2 separate regions of the Homo sapiens genome follow, and region 1 is linked to region 2. Evidence: chromatin loops called from intact Hi-C (ENCODE). Cell type or tissue: B cell. All regions are shown on one strand. Links, peaks and the distances in the headings refer to the core of each region. The heading gives the core; the rest is flanking DNA.

What was found. Peaks named below come from ENCODE experiments on the same cell type or tissue, not always from the same donor. Only the 100,000 strongest peaks of a DNase experiment are listed, where the experiment ranks them.
Region 1: it touches region 2 in a loop (4-fold over the local background); 7 of 110 quality-filtered maps call a loop at or near these places.

The regions. Positions count from the first base shown.
Region 1 is chr6:28,809,302-28,812,212 of GRCh38, forward strand. TRA-AGC6-1 (tRNA-Ala (anticodon AGC) 6-1) reads right to left here and starts at 2,842; the gene lies at 2,771-2,842. In B cell, for the core only: no CTCF peak of the experiment used is centred there; DNase peaks (open chromatin) are centred at 1,320 and 1,600; H3K27me3 peaks cover 2,457 bases.
Region 2 is chr6:28,731,643-28,734,553 of GRCh38, forward strand. It overlaps the pseudogene RPSAP2. Among named protein-coding and RNA genes, the nearest start is that of TRV-AAC6-1, 2.4 kb to the right of the region's middle. In B cell, for the core only: a CTCF peak has its summit at 1,264; no DNase peak of the experiment used is centred there; H3K27me3 peaks cover 2,353 bases.

The DNA.
Region 1 (2,911 bases), core at 91-2,590, 78 kb after region 2:
AGAACAATTTAAGACGTTTACAGAATTTCAGAAACAGTTCTCTCTGGAATGAGGGAATTGCTATGGCCAATAATTACTTGCAAACTGAATTTTAATAAAACCCTCTCTATGTCTGGACAGTTTTCAAACTGAGTCTCCTATTCTGAAAGAGTCAAGGCTTTCAGTTTTAGCCAAAATTTGATGGAAGGGTCGATAAGAAATTGTTCTTGAAGCCAGGAGTGGTGGCTCACGCCTGTAATCCCAGCACTTTGGGAGGCAGAGGCGGGTGGATCACCTGAGGTCAGAAGTTCGAGACCAGCCTAGTCAACATGGTGAAACCCCGTCTCTACTAAATGCACATAAATTAGCCAGGCATGGTGGCGGGCGCCTATAATCCCAGCTACTCAGGAGGCTGAGGCAGGAGAATCGCTTGAACCCGGGAAGCAGAGGTTGCAGTGACCCGAGATCGCACCACTGCGCTCCAGCCTGGGCAACAAGAGCGAAACTTCGTTTCCCCCCCAAAAAATTGTTTCTGGATGATTAGATGATTTCCTAAAAATTAAATAAATAAAATTTATAAAATTATGTTCGCTTTCAGTCTTTGTCTTGTCCTCCCGCTTGTAAGGTCCGAGCCTTCTCAGACAGGAAACAACATTCCTCTGGGTTTATCCCCTCCGCCTCACGTCTCTCCCCAGCTGGGCGCAGCCTCAGCCTATGCTGCAGAAATGTTAAAAGTTGAACATACAGAGAGGAAAAAAATGGAACGTGATGCGGAAATTAAAACAGCAGCTACATATAAATCTCAACACAGTGCTTAAAATGTGTGTAAATGGTTCTAGGACTGCGCTGCACTATTGTGAAAAGTTCATTCAGAAGTAAATGGGAGGGAAGGTGGAGAGGAGCTGAGCGCCAGCTGGCGGAGAGAGGGAAAAGGAGGGGTGCCGTGAAGTGGAGGAAGAAAAACACAAATGGGAGAGAGATAGAGGGCAAGGAAAAGCATCCTTAAGATGATTCGGACTTGGATGGACGGGACCGTAGAGTGAATCTAAGCGCCACATCTCTCCGTCGCTTCCTCTGGCCGTGAGGGAAGAGAGGTGTCCCTAGGGAGGTAGGCTGGACCAGGAAGGAGACCTGGTTCGTTTCGCCCAGGCTGTCACGGCTTCAAGAGCGCCTCTCCGCTATTTCCGTCGCTCGACAGACGGGCTGAGCTCTTTGGAGTGATGTTGGGTTTTGGTTTGCGCCTCAGGAACCGCTGATACCGTAGCTTCTGAGGGAGCTTCAGGGATTGCCTGGCTTCCTAAGTGCCCGTGTTGAGAGTTAGAAGCGGGATCTGCCGGCAGCTAAGAGACTGAGCATGACGGCGGAAACATCTAATTTTATTAGTTTTTGCTTAAAATGCAAAAGATGAGAAAAAGTTACCGTTTCTTTGCTCCATATATATCTCCTAGAATAAAGCCAATCGAAAGCCAACTTCACCCTAAAGAAACTCTTCCTGGCGTTTGCAACGAGCTCCTTTACTCCTAACGTCCAGCTCTTGGCTCAGGACCTGCAGAGCGTCACAGCTGTTGCAGAAAGGCGAAGTCGAGGTACAATCGGTGTTAACTACGTGTGCAGCCACCGTCTTCTTAGTCCTGTTACAGGTGCAGAGGCAATATAAGTGAACCACTCACAAGTCGTGTGGGCTGACCTCAGATTGAGTTTAGCGATGACTTGTGACCACCTGGTAGATGGTGGACCGTTACAGCATTTAGAAAGTGAGTAAAAGAAAGGATGCATACGGAAGCCCACACGCTTGCTTGGCTCCTGCAGATGGATAGAGGTCACTTTTCTGCCTTCTGGGTGTTTAGTAACTTATTTTTTTTTTTGCTTTGTTGGCATGAAATAAAGATGAAAATAAAAGCAGATTTTCTTTTAACAAGTTAGTATTAACATGCTTGCAGAGTATTTCCCTGTGGATTTCTGCTTAGTACTGTAATACCAGAATCAGAAACTCTACAAAGAGCTCTCTAATCTGGAGGTATGGGTTGTTCCCTAGCTTAGAAGGAGGTTATTTCTGGAGAGTAAGTACAATCAGGTAGAAAAGGATCCGTTGGGCTTGGGAGAATAAACGTTCATTACTTTTATTTATGAAAAACAACAAAATGAGCTTTCTCCTATACTGATCTTGTTTCCTGGAGTTCAGAGTATTTGCATCTCAGACCAGAAACTTCCTTGAGGACCCAGAGAAGTACTTTTTACTTCCACCAAATTTCAGCTGAGGTGACTGCTATCTTTTCATCATTTGCCTTGTGTTTGTAGTTAAATAGTTTAAGTTTCAAACTATGTGGGTCTCTAATGGAAAAAGTGACCACCAGCACATCAAATCATCAACCACCGGCAGTGTAATCTTTTAGTGAAAGCTTGTAGGGCTTCTCAACCTGGTTAGAGGGAGTTAGAAGAAGAAACAGAAAAGGACGTGAGCCTTTTTAGCTTCTGATCTGAAATCAGACTTGGGCCACACAGTTCTATGGTTTCTGATGATTTCATTTACAACTAGAAATTGGTTGCATGGCCAGGAATACTGCTTGCTTCCCTCGTGCGTGGTTCATGTTAGTGATTGGTGGACTGCTTAGAAAATATAAGTGGATAATCCTAAGCAGCAAATAGATTCAAAGGAATAAACACGAGTCACCTCTGTGTATGAGAGAGAAATGCAGAGGCCAACACAATTCACCTTGACAGACAGAAAAATTTAAAGTTGGGGAATATCATGGACCGCTTCTCACTAGTGCCCGGGGAAGAAAACAAAACCTGGAGGTATTGGGGATTGAACCCAGGACCTCGTGCATGCTAAGCACGCGCTCTACCGCTGAGCTATACCCCCTCTGGAAGACTTGCCTTTTAGAGAATATTTTGATGACTATTATTGTCTGAGTCTGGGCTCTGTGTCATG
Region 2 (2,911 bases), core at 209-2,708:
AATAGCTAAGACCCACGACCTCAAAGCTTCACACACAAACAAGCCTGGCCAACGTTAACACACTTGGCTTCAGGTTGGAACTCCAGTGTGTTTCTCTTTCTCCAGGTAGTCTCCACCCTATCACAGATTTCCTACACCGTTGCACCAGAGCCCCTGAATTTTCACTGCTTCTGGCTGTCTGCACAATTAGAAATACTAGGAGGAGGGTACAAAAGAGCAGAACTCAGAAAGTTGTCTGGGGAAATCTAGATTCAGATGGAAGAAGAAAACAGGTCCCAAATGAAAACCTATGTGTGCTTTTCCGCGCTACCCACAGAGGGGTCCATAGGGCGTTGTTTTGGATTCCCGTTGTGACTTGAAGGGAAACTTTCACAATGTTCGGAGCCCTTGATGTACTGCAGATGAATGAGGAGGATGTCCTTAAGTTCCTTGCCGCAAGAACCCACTCAGGTGGCACCAATCTTTACTTCCAAATGGAACAGTACATTTATAAAAGTAAAAGCGATGGCATCTACATCATAAATCTGAAAAGGACCTGAGAGAAGCTTCTGCTGGCAGCTCGTGCCATTGCTGCCATTGAAAACCTTGCTGATGTCAGTGTTATATCCTCCAGGAATACTGGCCAGAGGGCAGTGCTGAAATTTGCTGCTGCCACTGGAGCCACTCCAATTGCTGGCTGCTTCACTCCTGGAACCTTCACTAGCCAGATCCAGGCAGCCTTCCGAGAGCCACGGCTTCCTGTGGTTACTGACCCCAGGGTTGACCACCAGCCTTTAATGGAGGCATCTTATGTTAACCTACCTACCATTGCTCTGTGTAACACAGATTCTCCTCTGTGCTATGTGGATATTGCCATTCCATGCAACAACAAAGGAGCTCACTCAGTGGGTGTGATGTGGTGGATGTTGGTCCCAGAAGTTCGGCGCATAAGTTGCACCATTTCCCGTGAACACCCGTGGGAGGTCATGACTGATCCCTGCTTCTACAGAGATCCCGAAGAGATTGAAAAAGAAAAGCAAGCTGCTGCTGAAAAGGCTGTGACCAACGAGGAATTTCAGGGTGAATGGACTGCACCAGCTCCTCAGTTCACTGCTACCCAGCCTGAGGTTGCAGACAGGTCTGAAGGCCTGCAGGTGCCGTCTGTGCCTATCCAGCAGTTACCTACTGAAGACTGGAGCGCTCAGCCTGACACAGAAGACTGATCTGCAGCTCAAACTGCTCAGGCCACTGAATGGGTAGAAGCAACCACTGAATGGTCTTAAGCTATTCTTGCACAGGCTCTTAGACAACATGGAAATAACATTGACGGGAAATAAACATCAGTTTCAAAAAAAAAAAAAAGGAGAGAGAGAGAGAAAGAAAGAACGAACGAAAGAAAGAAACAAAGAAAGAGTAAGAAAGAAAAGAAAAGAAAGAAAAAAGAAAAAAAAACCTAAGTGTATGCTGTCACAGTCACTGCTCTAGCAAACTCTTCAGTGGATCATCATGATCAGGAAACTCAGCAGTGGCTTCGTCTCAGGGACGCTGCAGTTCCGTTCCTGAGACCTACAAAGAAACACATAGGAGGCATTTAAGTTTAAGGGACTTAAACTTCTGTTACAACCTCTTTACTCTTACCCCGTGCTCCTGGAGAGATTCTGAAACCTCAACCATCACAATGGCACAAATAACAGACACTTTCCTCCTGTTGTTAAATTTTGGGGTGTCCAACTATGTCCACATAAATTTTAGGAGGTAATCCTAAACCATTGTGTCTTCTCTTACTTTTACCTTTCTCTCTAATATTTTTCCTATTTGTGCAAAATCTGTATCTTCCTGAATATGTGAATAAATTATGTATCAACTTCTTGGTTCCTTCCCAACTTTTGTCTCCTGTCCCCACCCCCGCTAGAATTAACGGAGTGAGGCTCAGTTGTGGCTGGAAAGTCACTGAGATGGGCGTTTAGAGGCAAGGCGCCATTTATAACATAGCCAACCAGAAACAACCTCCAATAAAGAGTCAAAAGGTTTTAGACTGGAATGCAGTGTTTCCTGAGCCTGAGGAACCGCCCTGAGAACTTCAATGGTATACCGGTTTGTAACTTACAGCTCCATAGTGGACCGATAATCACCGGATAGGGAGAAAGATGGGAATCTTCACAATTGAAAGGTCTCCCTCAGACGATTATCATTCAGGCTTGAGAACGCCAACCTAGAAAGTGGAGCTGCAGAAACTGTAGTGAGCTGAGCTGCTGGAGGACATTTAGGTAGGAGGAAGCCGTGGAACTGAATCAACGGGAATGGGAGAAAGTGGAAGTGAAGGTGACAAGAGGTGGTGAAGAAAACGAGTCGGGAGATAGGTGGAGGCAGGTGGTTGCAGAAGAGGAAGGGACGAAGGAGAGAGCTTCAAGCCAGATCTTTACGGAGGCCTAAGATTTGGATGGCCCTGAAATTGTCCGCATTGCCAATGTCTCCTAGGCTCCTCTATAATGTTTTGTTTTGAGACGGAATATCGCTCTATCGCCCAGGCTGCAGTGCAGTGGCGCAATCTCGAATCACTGCAACCTCTGCCTCCCGGGTTCAAGCGATTCTCTTGCCTCAGCCTCCCAAGTAGCTGGGATTACAGGCGAGCGCCACCGCGCCCAGCTAATTTTCCTGTTTGTAGTAGAGACAGGGTTTCCGCCATGATCTCGAGCTCCTGAACTCAGCTGATCCGCCTACCTCGGCCTCCCAATGTGCTGGGATTACAGGCATGAGCCACCGAGCCCGGCCCCTCGGCTCCTCTTTGGCTGTAGGAAACCAGGTCTTTCCCTCCCAAGGGAGGTGAACTACAAGCTTCTGTTCCACAGGAAAACATAACCCTTTTTGTCCAAAACTGACACCGCTTTGAGAGCGACCAGCGGCTTTTTCCATCTCTGAAAATAATTTTCTC